Linked DNA regions of Homo sapiens: region 1 is linked to region 2. Evidence: read pairs that join two places in POLR2A ChIA-PET (ENCODE). Cell type or tissue: PC-9. All regions are shown on one strand. Each heading gives the region's core, and the rest is flanking DNA. Links, peaks and the distances in the headings are about the cores only.

Region 1 (2,500 bases), core at 1-2,500, 130 kb after region 2:
AGCCCCACTCAGTCACTGTCTAAACTCTCCGTGGCCTCAATGTCCTGCTCCAGTCCTGCCAGGAAGTCTCAAGGAGGATTCCTGAATAGCGTTTCCCAATCATTTGTGCTTTACTGGAAAGGGGGGGCCTGTTGTGGGGAGGCCACCGTCCAGGGCTCTTCCCGGGACTTCACCTTCCCTCTGCTGGACCACACGCCGTGGCTTGGCAGGGTGACCCAGCTCTGTAAGATCAGGACGTGTGTGCTGACACTGGTGCTTGGGAGAGTCAGCAAGATGGACTTCTGAAGAAGGAACAGATGCATTCCTTTCTGTCATTTCCTGCATCAGGGGTGGGGTGGCAGGCCTTGCCCAGTAGACAGCAGGGAGAACGTGCTGCCTGGGGAGAGTGGGCACTTCTGCTGAGTGGGTGCTTCTGGAGGGTGGTGGGAAGGATCATGTGTCTTTGGGGCAGCCTTGGCACCTGCTGCCTTGGGCCTCATTGTCCCCAGGCTGGTAGCAGGTATCCTGGGACCTGGCCAGATTGGGCCCCGTCCATCTGTCTGTGTGTCTCATCTCTTCACTGTGCCCTCTCCCTAGTTTCTGTCTTTGCTGGAGAGTTTTTAAAACAATCCTAGATTTTTTTTTTTTTTTTTTTTTGAGATGGAGTCTCACTCTGTCGTGCAGGCTGGAGTGCAGTGGCTTGATCTCAGCTCACTGCAACCTCCGCCTACCGGGTTCAAGCAGTTCTCCTGCCTCAGGCTCCCGAGTAGCTAGGATTATAGGCGTATGCCACCATGCCTGGCTAATTTTTGTATTTTTAGTAGAGATGGAGTTTCACCATGTTGGTCAGGCTGGTCTTGAACTCCTGACCTCAAGCAGTCCACCTGCCTCAGCCTCCCAAAATGCTGGGATTACAGGTGTGAGGTACCATGCCTGGCCAACAATCAGATACGTTCTTCTTCACCCGTAACTTTTCCATTTATATTTTATATTTGTTGAAGGGAGCAGGTCTTTTTTCCCATAGATTTTTCTGCTTTCTGCTCTGATGGTCGCTTCCCGTGGCAGGGTCAGCCCAGGGCTTCTCAGCCCCTGCACTGCTTGACATTTGGGGCAGGAGGTTCTGTGTTGCCTGCAGTGTGCTGAGCAGCATCCCTGGCCTCCCCCGAGCCAGATGGTGGGGACTGTCCCCGCCCTCAGTGGTGAGGACCAGAAATGGCTCCAGACATTGCCTCGTGCCCTGGGGAAGATTCACCCACCACACTTCCTGTAAACTGGTCACTCGGCCTGGAGGTGGATTTCGTAAGCCACTTCCTGTTGCTTCATCCCCGGAAGTGCTCTTTGCCGGAGGGGAGAGGATCAGGGGATTCTGGCCCTGGAGAGGTTCCTCCTCACCCTTTCCTCTGTCTCAGCATTGAGGACTCTCACTGCCTCCCAGGCTCTGCACCCTCGACCCTTTTCCCAAAGGCATTGCTGTCTTTACAGGAGTGTCCTCATTGAGGGGGAGCTGCCTACAGGAGTCTCCCAGTCTGTGTTCAGTAGCCCCAGTGGGCGCCCAGGCCAAGTGACCGCAGGGCGCAGGCATCACTGCCCTGCTGTGTTGAGGTCTGTTCTCCGAGTCAGGGTCTGAAGTCCAGTTGGGTCTGGGGAGCACCAGCCTCGGCACAGCTCAGTGCCTGCCTGTCCGGCCTTGAAGACCCAGCTGACCTGCTGACTGTGTCAGGCCAGCTGTGGCGGCCCTACCAGGCTCCCCAGCTCCCACCTGGGGCCCTGGCCTGAAGTACAGCAGCGGGGGTGACTTTGTATCTCAGGAGCTCCCAGTTCCATACCTCATGCTGGGTAATGAAAGTTGGATTTTTGCCACTCGAGGGCCTGAGAGGACTTGTGGGGGTGATGACCCCTCAGAGGGTCTACAGAGACTGGGCAGGCGGTGGCCTGAGGCATGGCTCTCCCCTGCTGGGTGTTCTTGGGTGTGAGATGGGCAGTACCCTGCAGGTGTCATGTGCTACTGAGTTACCCCGTTATTTAATTAATGCAGCCTGAGGCCAACCCCAAAGCTTCTAAGGCAGCAGGGAAATCACCTGTGCTACAGTCTGTTCCTGACCCTCTGTCCTGCTTCATAGATGAGGTAACGAGGCGCTTGGCCCCCCTGACAAGGGTTCGGCCATGACACCACGCATGTTGGCTCTGGAGGGAGCAGCCAGAAGAGGGTGTGGTGGGCCACATGCTGTCAGGCGTCCCCACCAGGCCAGGCTGGTGAGCACAGAGGGTGACAGCTGGTCCCACCGTGAAGGGACCTAGCTGGCTCTGCCTGTCTGCAGCCGACACTCACCTCCTGGGCCCTTGATTGGCTTGTCAGGGCACTGCACCCCAGCTGCTTTCTGTGTTTTTTCTCATCCCCCCCACCCAGTCCTTGTGTTCTCATCACCATCTATTTAGCACCCCACATTCAAAACCCCAGCCTCACTACCGTAATTTATGCCTTGAATGATCTTTTGCAGAAACATCATAAGAAAAAAGCCTT
Region 2 (13,610 bases), core at 11,111-13,610:
GCTACTCAGGAGGCTGAGGCAGGAGGATTGCTTGAGCCAGGGAGGCCGAGGCTGCAGTGAGCTGTGATCATGCCACTGCACTCCATCCTGGGTGAAAGAGTGAGATCCTGTCTCAAAAATATATATATAGGCCGGGCGCGGTGGGTCACGCCTGTAATCCCAGCACTTTGGGAGGCAGAGGCGGATGGATCACCTGAGGTCAGGAGTTCAAGACCAGCCTGGCCAACATGGTGAAACACCGTCTCTACTAAAAATACAAAAATTAGCTGGGTGTGGTGGCCCGCGCCCATAGTCCCAGCTACTTCGGAGGCTGAGGCAGGAGAATTGCTTGAACCCAGGAGGTGGAGGTTGCAGTGAGCCGAGATGGTGCCATTGCACTCCAGCCCAGGTGACAGAGCAAGACTCCATCTCAAAAAAAATATATATATATATATTATATATATATATATACACACACACACACACACACACACACACGTATATGTATATATATGTATATACATGAAAAAAGAAAAAAATGTCTGAGGTCCTGGCCTCCATGGGAGCAGGTGGCCAAATCCAGGACCAGCAAACAGCTCTCTCTGCCTTCACCCCCTCCCTCGGCCCAGCGCCATTCACAGATCCCACCCACCTGGAACTTGAGGTGCTGGCCAGGCGCGGTCACCAGGGTGGAGCAGCTCAGCCACAGCATCACCAGCACGGAGAGGAAGAGGCAGCAGGCCAGGATCCAGCGAGGCAGACCCGAGCGCCTGCCCCGCCCGGCAGGCACCACTCAGCTGCCCAGGCCGGGACCAGGGAGACCCGTACCTCCAGTCCCACCCCCCTCCCACCCCCAAGGTCCTGCCACCCACCGGGACATGCAACTGAGGAAGTCATTGTCCTGTGGCTCTTCAGACTCCACCTTGGCCTTGCTGCTGGTCTTGACTCGGATCTTGGCCTTCCTCACCTTGTCCAGGGGGCCTACAGGGTCTGAGAGATCAGCTGCCACTCAGCGACCACCAGGTCTTTGCTAAGAGGCCACAATAACCATGACCAGGAGGGAGGAGGTCAGGACCTGGGGCATAGAGTCCTGGAATGGAGATCAGAGCCCTGGGAGATGGACCACAGAATGCTGAGACAGGGACCATGGAACCCTGGGAGATGGATCCTAGGAGATGAACCATGCAACCCTGGGGGTGAACTGCAGAATCCTAGGAGATGAACCATGGAACCCTGAGAGATAGACCAAAGAACTCTAGGAGATGGACCCTAGGAGATGACCCTAGAAGATGAACCCATGGAACCCTGGGAGATGGATCCTAGGAGATGACCCTTAGGAGATGAACCCATGGAACCCTGGGAGATGGAACATGGAACCCTGGGAGATGGAACATGGAACCCTGGGAAATGGACCATGGAACCCTGGGAGATGGACTGCAGAACCCTGGGGGATGGGCCACAGAACCCTGGGAGATGAACTGCAGAATCCTAAGAGATGAACCATGGAACCCTGAGAGATGGACCAAAGAACCCTTGGAGATGGACCCTAGGAGATGACCCTAGGAGATGAACCCATGGAACTCTGAGAGATGAACCATGGAACCCTGGGAGATGGGCCACAGAACCCAGGGAGATGGGCCACAGAACCCTGGAAAGTGAACCATGGATCCCTGGGAGGTGGACCACAGAACGCTGGGAGGCGGAACACGGAACCCTGGGAGGTGGCCACGGAACCCGGGAGGTGGGCCACGGAACCCTGAGAGGTGGACCACGGATCCCTGGTAAATAGACCATGGAACCCGGGGAGATGGACCACGGAACCCTGGGAAGTAGACCACGGAACCCTGAGAAGTGGACCATGGAACCCTGGGAGGTGGACCATGGAACCCTGGGAAATAGACCATGGAGACCTGGGGGATGAGCCATGGAACCCAGGACTTGAGAGATGGAGATCCCGATCCTAGAAGGTCTGTTTGCCAGGCCGACTCCTTGTGGCAGTGGGGCCACCCATGGAAGGAACACTGGTCTAGGTTGCACCTTACCCACGTGCACCTCCAGGGCTTCAGGGTGGGAGCCTCGCCAGGTCACCTCCACGCGCTGCAGACGGCCCCCCTGGAAGCCGAGGCTCTCCACTATGGGCTGAGTCTGGGCCAGGAACAAGACAGCACAGAGAGGCTTGTGAGAACAGCACCCCTGGGCCCAGGCAGGCCCTCTGTGACTGCCATGTCCCACGCCCAGCTGATACCCAGTTCCCCTGGGTATCAGGGGTGGGCTTGATGTCAGGGATGTTGTTTTCTGCTTTCATGGGCTCCTCCATTTGCCTTAACCCCATCCTTTAGCTCCAGAAGTAGGAACATGATCCAGACCAAGCCAGTGAATTGCCTGAGAGATGGTCATATGATCCAGCCAGGGCCAATCAGAGTAAATCCCAGCTCAGTTAAAACCCCAGAGGGAGCCGGGGCAGTGGCTCATGCCTGTAATCCCAGCACTTTGGGAGGCCGAGGCAGGTGAAACACCTGAGGTCAGGAGTTCGAGACCAGCCTGGCCAACATGGCGAAACCCCGTCTCCACTAAAAATACAAAAATTAGGTGGGTGTGGTGGTGGCCGCCTGTAATCCCAGCTACTCAGGAGGCTGAAGCAGGAGAATCACTTGAACCTGGGAGGTGGAGGTTGCAGTGAGCTAAGATCATGCCATTGCACTCCATCTTGGGCAACAAGAATGGGAGTCCATCTCAAAACAACAACAACAACAACAAAAAAAAACCACAGCGTTTGTAACCTAGAGCCTCTGGCATCCACCTTACTGCCAAGAAGAAGTAAATGCCTGGGAATGAAGCCACCACAAAAGAAAGCAGAGTCAAGGCATGGAGTGAGACACTGAGCCCCTGGATCCAGCTGTGCCTGAAGCTCGCCCACTGTGGACTTTGCATCTCATGAGCTAAGAGCCAATGCATCCCATCTTCTTACCCTGCCCACCCATCTGCCACTCTGGCGTGGCCCCTGTCAGAGGTCTCACCTGAAACACCACCACTTTCCCATTGTCAGTCTGCAAGTAGTATGTCCAGGTGGAGGAGACAAATCCCTGGGCTGAGTTGACAAGGTCATTGCAGAGGGTGGAAAACAAGTCCAAGAGGGAGAGGGCCCCACTTGGAGCCTCCAGGACCTTTCTCTGGTGAAAAAAGGTCCAAGACACAAAGATGGCACCGAAATAGGGCATTAACCAATGAATGGGAGGGGGCAGGATGTGGTGGCTCACGCCTGTAATCCCAACACTTTGGAAGGCTGAGGCAGGCCGATCACTTGAGGCCAGAAGTTTGAGACCAGCCTGGACAACATCGTGAAACCCTGTCTCTACTAAAAATACAAAAATTAGCCAGGCATGATGGCGCACGCCTGGAATCTCAGCTACTCCAGAGGCTGAGGCAGGAGATTTGCTTGAACCCAGGAGGCAGAGGTTGCAGTGAGCCAAGATCACACCACTGAACTCTAGCCTGGGTGAAAGAGTGAGACTCCATCTCAAATAAATAAATGAATAAATAAACTAACAGGAGAGGAGCTAGGAGAATTCACTTGGATTGGATGTGGCTAAGTGATTTGGGCCAATAGGACTTCTTATAGTGAACACAGATCTCAGCGTGGCAGTTGGCTTCCTGTGTACCCTTAGGGAAGTGGATTGTGCTCTCTGAGCCCTAAAATGGGTATCGTTCTCTTCCTTCATGGAGTAGCCATGAAATTTCAACTAGAGGATGCCTGCCAGGTGCCTGGCACGGCACAGGCACTTAATGCGTAGTAGTCCCTATTACTAAAAATATCATCATCCTCATTATTCTTATTTTGACAGCGTCAAGACGGAGGTCTGATGGCCGGCCATGGTGGCTCATGCCTGTAATCCCAGCACTTTGGGAGGCCGACGTGGGAAGATCACTTGAGGTCAGGAGTTCAAGATCAGCCTGGCCAACATGATGAAACCCTGTCTCTCCTAAAAATACAAAAATTAGCCGATTGTAGTGGGGGGTGCCTGTAATCTCACCTACAAAGGAGGCTGAGGCAGGAGAACCACTTGAACCCGGGAGGCGGAGGCTGCAGTGAGCCAAGATTGTACCACTGCACTCCAGGCTAGGCAACAGAGCAAGACTTCATCTCAAAAAATAAATAAATAAATAAGAGGGAGCTCTGAATTGGAAGGGCTGACAGTGCAGTGAGCTTTTCTGAACAGCAGTGAAAGCTGGGAAGGGGTGGAGGAAAATGGGGGAAGTGGGGAAAGGGCTTTCTGGGGAGTCCCAGCCCCTAGGTCTCTGGCTATGCTACATGATTTTCTGTGCCTCAGTTTCCCCATGATGCAGCATTGCTTGGACTACAATAGATGAACCGTTATTATTTCTCCCATAAGGCAGTGTGTGCGTGCTTGCGAGGCAAGCCTGCTCTACCCTGAGCCGCAGTTCTGAGCCCCTCCAGGTGACAGTGACCACCAGCTCATCACAGGGGAAGGGCTTAGACCAGCACCTGGCAGCTCTGGGGGCGCCTAAGAGGAGTGAGGTGAGGAGTGGCCACAGCTCTGGTGGCTTCAAATCTCGCCCCTTGCACAGCCCTGTGTATGACCTGGGAGGTTGCCCCCTGGGCACTAAATGGGGGTGACATTGTCCTTTGTGCCTCCAAGTGACACAAAAACATTTGGGACAGGTTGAAGTCAGGCCCGAACCAGGACAGATGTTTGATAAATGATGGCTGTTTTCTGCCACTTATTCCTGAAAAGGTGGTGGGGCATGGGGGGCGTTGTTGCATGTAACTAAGGCTGGAGACATGACGGGGCTGGATGGAGGTTGCCCTGCAGGCCTGGTATAGAACGCAGAGTCTGGCAGAGCCTCTGCACGTGAATGAAGATTTCCCACGGGGTGAAGAGGGTGGGGGTATTGGGAAAAGGGACCCCAGGCCGCAGTGGGAGGCCCACCTTCTGCTCCGGCTCAGGCTCCGCGGGCTGGCTCCAGCAGCCGTGGCTACAGGCCTGCTGCTCTGCCTCCTTCACATAGGCTTCCACGCAGGCTGTGGGAGGTGGGAGCGGGTGACTGGGGACGGCCCTTCCCAGGCCACCTCTCCCCACGCTGGCCCACCCTGCCGGCGGGCCCTCACCTGCTTCACACTCAGTTTGGGTGGCATTGGGCTTGGAGCTTCTGGCCACAAATCGGCAGATGGAGAAGAGGCGGCAGCCACGCTCGCAAGCGCTGATCAGAACGGCTCTGTCATAGGGAGACTCGGAGGCGCCCTCCAGCCCCGCCTGGGGGAGGGGAGGACAGGGGGCTCAGGCCATGGGGAGGGGCAGGAGGAGGGTGGGGGGACCGGAGCATTCAGCAGAGGCAGGGAAAGGCTTCCCCGCTCCCCACGACATCTAGCCAGATGGAGATGAAGTTGGGAGAGGCTACAAATATTAGTGGGGGCTCTTAGCTCTGAGGAGGGAGATGGGGAGGGAGCTTGAGAAGAGAAATGGACAGTGAAGGTGGAGAGAAATGAGCCTTCCCCCCACTAGGTTCCAGGGAGGAGGGGAGACATGGAGAAGGATTCTCAGACCTGGAGGAGGAGGGGGAGGCTCAGAGGAGGGGGTTTTGGTCACACGCAGATCAGGCTTGAATCCTGGGGAGTGGTGGTATGAGTAGGGGCTGGTAGCTCTGAGTGGGGAGGGAACACGATGTGGAGGAGGAGGAATGAGGTGGGGGGACCATCAGGCCTGAGGGAGCTGGGGGTTGGGTGCTAGAGGGTCCTTACCCAGCAGAGTGCGGAAGGAGCCCGGGAGGTGGTATCGGCCCCTTATCGCAAGGACCTGCATCCCCAAGCACTCCCCCATCAGAGGGAACCCCAGCCCGTCAACTACTGGAGAGATCTCCCCATTCCCGACCCCCACCTCCCCACGGACACCCCCACCAAAGTCTCCTGCTGTCATCCAAGAGAAGCCCATCCCAACGCCTCCTCCTTCGGAGAGATCCCGCGTCCCCCGCTGGCACCTGGCACCGCACGCGCCTCACCTGCGAGGGCTGCGGGCCGAGGTCGCGGTCGCGGCACCGCAGCTGGCAGTTCTGCGTGTCCCCGAGCTGGGGGGCGAAGGGATCGCGGGCGGACGGCGCGGAGGCGGCGGGCGGCGACGCCAACAGCAGCAGCAGCAGCAGCGGCGGTGGCATCAGCGCCACCGCAGCCATGGCCGGGCGGAACGCGGGGGGCGCGGGGGACTCCAGCTCAGGCCGGGCACGGAGGATGCAGCGGCTGCGGCGGGGACCGGGGCGCTGACGTCACCCGAGCGAGGCAGCCTGGGAAGCGGGGGGTGGGAGATGCGGAGAGCGGGCGGGGTAGCTGCGCTGCGGCACCCGAGGCGTGCGGGTCGGGCGGGGCAGGTGCATCGCGGCCCCCACCGTCTATCCCATCGCGGGGGTCCCAGGACACCTCCCTGGTGCCCACGGGCGGGGGATCTCTGCTGGCGCTTGGGGCCAAAAGGAAATATATAGGGGGATGGGATGGAGGGGACTATTCCCCAGGGGTGTCGAGGAGAGCGGAGAGCTTGGCGGAGGAGGCGACGTGTGAGCCGACCACGCGGGAGAGAGGAGAAAGGGGTGTCCAGGCTACAAGGATCAGCGAGGATCCTGAGAGAAAGAGCTTGTTGCAGGAGGAGGGAGGGCGATGGGGCTGGAGTCCAACCAGGGAACGGAGAGGGAGGAAGGTGAGAGCCGCAGGACCCGGCAGCTGAGTCCTGGCATCTTCTCTTTTGACACCCAGGTTAGAAAGGAGACAACTTGCGCGCAGTTTGCCTCCTCCGGGAAGCCCTCTGAGCCCCTCCCTTGCTCCTTCAGCCTCGCCTCCCTCTGGCCCAGCCCTGATCCACTGACCTAGGGAATCTGGCCCTGTCTCCCCAAGGCTGGAGACCCCTGGGCTGGGGCTTAGTGGGAGGGGACACAGAGGTATGCTCAGGAGCAAGGGGAGGGGGTGATGCTGACATGTCTAATTCTCATGGGAAAACGGGGCAAATAGCGACACTTCTGACTTCCATAACCATCACACCCCAGGGCGATGGACTGTAGCCCCAGGAGCCGAATCTCGGTTAGAGGGTACCCCCAGCTTCCTCTCCGCCAGATAAGGGAGTGGGGACGCCCCTCTAAACCCGGATCCTCTGCAAAGATGCCCCCGCTTTCGCTGGCATGCCTGGCGCAGGTGCCTGCAGCGCCGCGCAGCAGCCCGCAGGTCCCCCACCTACGCTCCGCCCCCGCAGACGGGGCGGCAGCCTCGCAGGGTCTGCGGGTTAGAGGGCGGCTCAGGTTTCGGCCTGGGAAGAGGGTGTCCCGGGTGGGGGCCCGGCGCACCCCCTACTCTGGCCTGCGGCCGCGCTTTCATCTCAGCGGCCCCCGGCCGGCCCCCACGTGGCTTAATCAGGCGCGGCTGTGCCTGGCGGACCCCGAACATCTGGATCCCGGTGCGGCCCCTCCCCCGCCCCGCCCCGCCCCTCCCCTCCCCTCCCATGCTAGGCCGCTGCGACCCGGCGGCGAGGGCCTCCAGCCCGCAGTTTGCGCCAGAATCCAGCAGGAGAATTCCGCTTCTAACCCACCCGCGCGCCAGGCCCGCACCTTGGGAAACAGCCCTGTGCGTTATGACCAATACTGTCCCCCATTTCACAGGTGGGAAACTTAGGCTCCGGGACGCGTTGGCAAAGTCAGGATTCAAGCCCACACATGCTAATTCCAGAGGCCCGCGCGCGCCTAACCCCTCCACAATTACTGTCTTTCATTCATTCCAACGAAACACTTTTTCTTGCAACAACCGTATAAGACAGGTACCGGTAGCGTTGCCCTTTTATATGGGTGAGGAAACTGATGCTCAGACTGCAAAGTGGTTCTGTCCAGGTGACAGGGAGAGAAGCAAAGAAAAGCCGGCAGAGCCCTGCCAATGATGGGAGGTGACCTTTGGGCATTGCTTAAAACGCATCAGGGAGGAGGGACACCCCGCGCCCTTTTGCAGAAGGAGAAACTGAGGCTGGAGGAGTGGGTCGATCACCCAGGTCGCCTGAGGGGAGAAGGGAAAGAGGCTGATTGCCGCACACCCAGCCCCCTTTCCGCTGCACTAGGCCGCTGGGGGGGTGAGCGGAAAGAGGACTTGACCCCGGCCCCCAAGGTGAGCCCCCGCGCCCCTCCTGCTGTTCCCGGGGGAGCCGGTCCAGGTGAGGGGCGGGAGGGCCGGCGGGCGGCCAGGGTCGGGTTTCAGGAAATCCGCCGACATTCCTTCGGGGCTTAAGAGGGAAAGTTGACTCGGCGCCGCCCTCGCCCCCCCCCCCACTTCCTACCCCCCGGGGCGGCCTGGCTGGGGGCGGCAGGCGGGGGGCGCTGAGGCCGGCCTGGGCGTGAATCAGCGGCAGGCCAGGCGTCCGGGAAGCCACAGCAGCCGAGGTCAAGGCGGGCAGCGGACAAGCACCCTTTGTCCCTTGCCGCCCTCACCACGACCCTGCTGACCCCCACCTCCAAGCAGGGTACAGGCCAGGGAGGAGGCAGAGCACCATGGCGCCGGTGGTGGTTGCTGAGGGTTGTTGGGGGAGGACGGAGGGATGTGGCTGTCCCCCTAAAGCAGCTGGTGCCTCCTGGGACCCAGACTTCAGAGGCTTCTCAGGGTACAGACGGGCAGGGAAACTGGCCTCCCTGGGGCAGGCCTGCAACTTCCCAGGCAGGTCCCCTAGGCAGGTCTGCAACTCCCCAGGTCCCGCCTCCAGTGCCTGAAGTCCAGTGTGCATTACACTGAGCACCCAGGCATTGCTTCTCCCCAGGCTCAGCCTCCAGGGCAGAAATTATAAAGCCTAGGTACACACGGGCCCCACTTTCCTGTGCCACAGACCCTGAACCAGGTGTCCAGACCCTCACTGCCCCTTAATTCCTGAAAGCACCTGCCTGGAACACCAGGTAGCTAATCCCATACTGGGGAGCCCTGAGCACGGGGCTTTCAGAATGGGAGAGACAGCTCTCAGCCTTCCTCACTCCCAGTGGTTGTGGGTCCCCACAGGACCCTGAAGGTGCCATTTCCACTGCCCCCTCCCTGGTGCACCCTCAGTGCCCTGGAATCACGAGGGAGCTGGGGATGGAGGCCCCCCCCCCAACCTAATACCTCTCATCCAGAGGTGACCTTGGAGTGGAGGGTGCAGGACTAAGGAGGGGTCCCTCCCCCAGCCCAAGGGGAGGCCCTCCCTCTGCCCAAGGGGAGGCCCTCCCTCCTTCTGCCCCTTACACATTCCCAGCCAACTTCAAGGACTTGGGTCAATATTTGCCAGAAGTTCCATTGACGCTAGCTCCCTTTTGTCCTCAAGGAGATAATGGAACTGGGGAGTAAAGGGTTAAACTTCTGGGGGCCCTAAGGGCCGGGAAGGATGCACTCTGGGGTCAATTCCCTTTCCCTGAAGTCAAAGGTGTGGGGTAAAGATCACCCAAGGGCAGAAGTCACACTCCAGGGTGGGGCTGGGCAGGATTGGAAAATGGTCCTTCCCTTCTGTTGGTAAGAACAAGAGAGGGATGTCTACTGGCTAGGGTCACACAGCAAGACACAGAGTGTGGGCCAGGCTAGGACCCCAGGCAGCATGACTTGCTAGGACTGAGTTTTCTTGCTACTTGGAGGGAGTAAGAGTTCTCCATCCTTTACTTTTACAAATATTTAGTGAGTGCTTCGCTTTCAGCCCTCACTGGGCCCACCACTGGGGTCCAAAGGGGCTGAGGCTGCCCACAGTCTAAAGAAAATCAGTTGCACAAGAAATGAAATGGTTGGAAGAGTTGTGTTTCAAAAACAATAAAACAAAGTGAAGGAGAGGGAGAGTGCTGGGGGAAGGGTGGAGGGCCTCTCTGAGGAGGTGGCACTAATCCTGTGAAGTGATGGAAGAGAAAGGGCCAACTGGGGAAGATGTGGGGAACAGCATTCCAGCAGAGGGAACAGCCAACACGCAGAGGCCCTTCTATAGTAACAAGCCTGGTATGTTTTGGGAAACAGGGCTCCAGTGGCTGGGGCGGAATGAGGGAGAGGAGGGGGAAGAGGAGAGGGAAGAAGAGGAGGGGAGAGGATGGCGAGAGGGTGGCAGGACAAAGATCTGCTTTTTCTTCTTTTAAAAGCTCCCTCTGCCTGGTGTGCCGAGAAAGGCAGAAGGGTTATCAGGGAGGCCCTGGAGGAGGCCGGGAAGCATCCCTGAGGGAGACCGTGGGGCCTGGATCTGAATGGGGTGGGAAAAAGGGGTCAGCATCTCAGAATGGAGATGTGTTTTAGAATCAGAGCCAACAGGATTTGCTGATGAATTGGACATGAGGGATGAGCAAAGGAGAGAGTTGTCACGTGCGCTTCCAGGTCTCTGGCCTGAGCACCTGGATGGATGGGAGAGCCCTTTCCCAAAACCAAAATGACTGGAAGAGAAGCAGAAATGGAGGGAGGAAAAAATCAAGGTTTTGCTCCAGAAGCCTGAAGTCCTCCCAGGAGGGAGTGAGGCGTCTCTATCCACACAGAGAGCATCTGCAGACAGGAGCCATGGGGGAGTAGTGGTGAGTATCCTAAAAACTCAATTCCAGCCAAGGACTGCCACCTCCACTTAACCCTCTGGGTCCCCTGGCAGGTGGGACTATGGCTCCATGTTTCAGAGGGGACAAGCAGGGCTGGGGGTCACCTCTGCTCCAGGATATCCTCCAGTGCTGTGCTAAGGGCTTGGATTGTAGAGACTTCTGCTGCCCTGCGTCTTCCCACAGAAGCTCCTAGACTGGGTGGTGCCCACTGTGCAGAGGAAGAAACTGAGGCACAAAAGGCCTGGTTTCCCGAAGTAAATGGCAGCGTCTCTCCTTGTCTGTCTTCTCCATCCAGAATTCAGATGGAGCAGGGGCGCCCTGGGCCCCTATAGGCTCCCATCCCCCAATCTTGTTTTTTGACAGTCTGGAGTCTGAACTGGAGATTTAAGTAGGAGAGGGTGGGGCTTCAGTCTTGGGCAGACAAATGGGGGCTCCTGAGCCCCCCTCAGACACTTTTACCCCCTTGGCTGGTTGGGGACCAGGAGAGAGAATCCAGGCCTCTAAGGGACTCCTGGAAAAGGGGACTTGGAGCCGTTCCCTTCCCTGGGCGCTGCAGCTGGGGGCGGGGCTGCGACCAAAAGTGGGTAATTGCACCCCCCAACTCTCATTTCAGGCACCCCCATCCGCAGCAGCCTTGGAGGCCAGGAACCCTTTATTCCTGGGCGCCCGCATCGGGTGGGGACCGGGAGGAGGGAGATGAGACGCCCGGACCGGGAGGGGTCCCGAAACTCGAGCAATGGCCAAAAATAATAACACGGAGAAGGCTCTTTGCGCAAAAGAAGGAAGACAAACTATGCGTCGCTCCGGGCAGCCGGCGTTACCTGGAGTCGGCGGGCGGTGGCCGCCGAAGCGATTACTCACCGCGTGGCGCACCCCACCCGCGGGCCGCTGAGTGGATTTTTCCGTGGCGGGGTGTGAATAGGTCCCGGGGAAAGAGCTTCTTACCGCTCTCCTCCTGGGAATCCCTCTTACTGCGGTGCGGGACCCAGTTCCCGCGCAGGCCTGGGTCCCGGCTCCCACAGGGGACTACATCTCCCCGTCTGCCCACGCAGGAGCTCCCTCCCGAGGCCCCCGGGGCGCCCAGAGCAACCTCAAACCCATCCCGCGCGCGAAGGGGACAGCGCAGCCAGGGCGAAGGCGAGGGACTCCGTGCCTTCCTGCTTTTTCTCCTTTCTTCCAGCAAAGCCTGGGGCCGAGGCTACTCGCGGAGAATCGAAAAGAGGCAGGATGAGGTGGGAGGGCTGGAACCCGCGCGCCGAGGGCGTGGGGCTGGGGGTGACTTTTAGGCCCCTGGGAAGGCTGAGGGGCTGGAGATGGGGGTAGGCGGGACTCAAGGACCGCTCGGTGGGGGGGGCGGGGCCAGAGCTGGGGTGGGGGCCGAGACAGAAGATTGGGCCGTGGAAGGGGGAATGGAGGAGTGGGGCAGGGTTGGGGACCAAAGGGGCCACTGAAGAGGCACTGGGCTGAGAGGAGGGTGCAGGGAAGTGGGCAGGGTTATGGAAACGGGATTGGGGGTGCCGGGTCCCAGACTGGGGGTGGGAAGCCTGGAGCTGGCAGGGTTGGAGAGGGAGGTCCTGGGCCGGTAGGGGTTGAGTTAGGGGGCTTTGGGCCGCGGGATAGGGCGCGCGCGGTTCTCGGTGGGGCGGAGGCGGGACGGGCGGGGCGCGCGGTGCCCGCGGGCGGGCGGGCGGCGGGGAGGCCGGTGCGGGGCCCGCCGCCCCCCCGGGGCCGGGCCGGGCCGGGGGCGGGGCCGGGCGGGGCCAGCGGCGCATTAGCGCCTTGTCAATTCGGCTGCTCAGACTTGCTCCGGCCTCCGCGTCCGCGCCCAGCGACGTGCGGGCGGCCTGGCCCGCGCCCTCCCGCGCCCGGCCTGCGTCCCGCGCCCTGCGCCACCGCCGCCGAGCCGCAGCCCGCCGCGCGCCCCCGGCAGCGCCGGCCCCATGCCCGCCGGCCGCCGGGGCCCCGCCGCCCAATCCGCGCGGCGGCCGCCGCCGTTGCTGCCCCTGCTGCTGCTGCTCTGCGTCCTCGGGGCGCCGCGAGCCGGATCAGGAGCCCGTGAGTACCCGGCGCCCCACTCCTTCCCCCCTGCCAGAGCAGAGGGCGGGCGCCCCGGGGGCAGCCGCGGGGGGAGGGGGCGCGGGCGCCACCTGGACGGCCGGGGAACAAAGGAAGGCGCCCCCGGCGCAGCCCTCGGGGCGCCCTCACCTGCGGGGCACACGGCGCCGCAGTCCACTGTCCAGAGAGTCCTGCTTCCGCGCCCGAGGCCCTGTTACCTGGGCAGCTGGGCCGAGGGCGCCAGGCCAGGCCCCCGGGGGCTGGGGGGATCGCGGCCTGAGACCCTCTGCATGCCAGGACGTGGCGGGCGCACGCGTCTGCTTCGGTGGACTCTGGGCCCCTGGGACTGCAGGGCACCGCTCCCAGGCGGGGGCGCACGCGGTTGGCGCGCTGGGTGCGGGCCCCCAGCGGGCCCCCCCAGGCGGAGGGATGAGCCCCACGGGGAGGGCGGGGCTGCAGGGGGGCCGCTCTGGCCGCCTGGCGCGCAGCCCGGGGTCCCGGGGGACTTGTGTCTCCACGGGCCGGCGCCACCGCCCTCCCCCTGCGGGACCCGGCGCACGGGGGTCCGCGGAGTCCCCGCCACCGGCGGCGCTTAGAACCGTTTTCAGCCAGGCTGCGTCGGGCGGAGAGCCTCCAGCGAGAGGAATCTTTGTGAGCGAGTGGGTGAGAGGGAGAGGGAGCGGGAGCCAGTGAGTCCGGGCACCAGCGGGCCCAAACTTTGAGGGGGCCCACTGGGAACCCGCTGCCCTACGGGCCAAGACCCCTGCCCTGGAGGGACTTCTGGCCTCAGGCACTCTGGGGCCCCCCATCCAAGGAACACCCCCGCAAGGATACGTCTCCGTATGCAGACCCGCTCTGGGACACACCCAGAGACACACAAAGAATCACACTGGCTTGTGGCCCGTCACCCTCGCCCTCAAACTCGCGCACACTGCATCCCAGGTGCACATTCGCGCACCATCGCGGACGCACACACATTCCATCCCCGACACACACATTCACGGTCACACACATCCCACAGGGGAGGC

Evidence for each region. ChIA-PET counts read pairs that join two places held together with the same protein. Peaks named below come from ENCODE experiments on the same cell type or tissue, not always from the same donor. Only the 100,000 strongest peaks of a DNase experiment are listed, where the experiment ranks them.
Region 1: POLR2A ChIA-PET joins it to region 2 with 19 read pairs; 5 of 35 experiments call an interaction of 5 or more read pairs at or near these places.

Annotation. Positions count from the first base shown.
Region 1 is chr19:18,477,845-18,480,344 of GRCh38, reverse strand. All of the region lies in intron 1 of ELL (elongation factor for RNA polymerase II), which reads left to right. Among named protein-coding and RNA genes, the nearest start is that of ISYNA1, 41 kb to the right of the region's middle. RefSeq lists enhancers at 1,406-1,475, 889-1,791. In PC-9, for the core only: no CTCF peak of the experiment used is centred there; a DNase peak (open chromatin) is centred at 1,264; H3K27ac peaks cover 1,265 bases.
Region 2 is chr19:18,605,514-18,619,123 of GRCh38, reverse strand. It overlaps CRLF1 (cytokine receptor like factor 1), which reads left to right and starts at 12,325. Exons shown (of 9, transcript NM_004750.5): 1 at 12,325-12,582. The coding sequence starts at 12,468. TMEM59L (transmembrane protein 59 like) reads right to left here and starts at 6,254. Exons shown (of 8, transcript NM_012109.3): 1 at 5,995-6,254; 2 at 5,108-5,252; 3 at 4,929-5,020; 4 at 2,997-3,149; 5 at 2,022-2,124; 6 at 852-969; 7 at 632-749. The coding sequence starts at 6,165. RefSeq lists enhancers at 4,541-5,061, 12,285-13,203. In PC-9, for the core only: no CTCF peak of the experiment used is centred there; no DNase peak of the experiment used is centred there; H3K4me3 peaks cover 1,064 bases; H3K27me3 peaks cover 1,707 bases.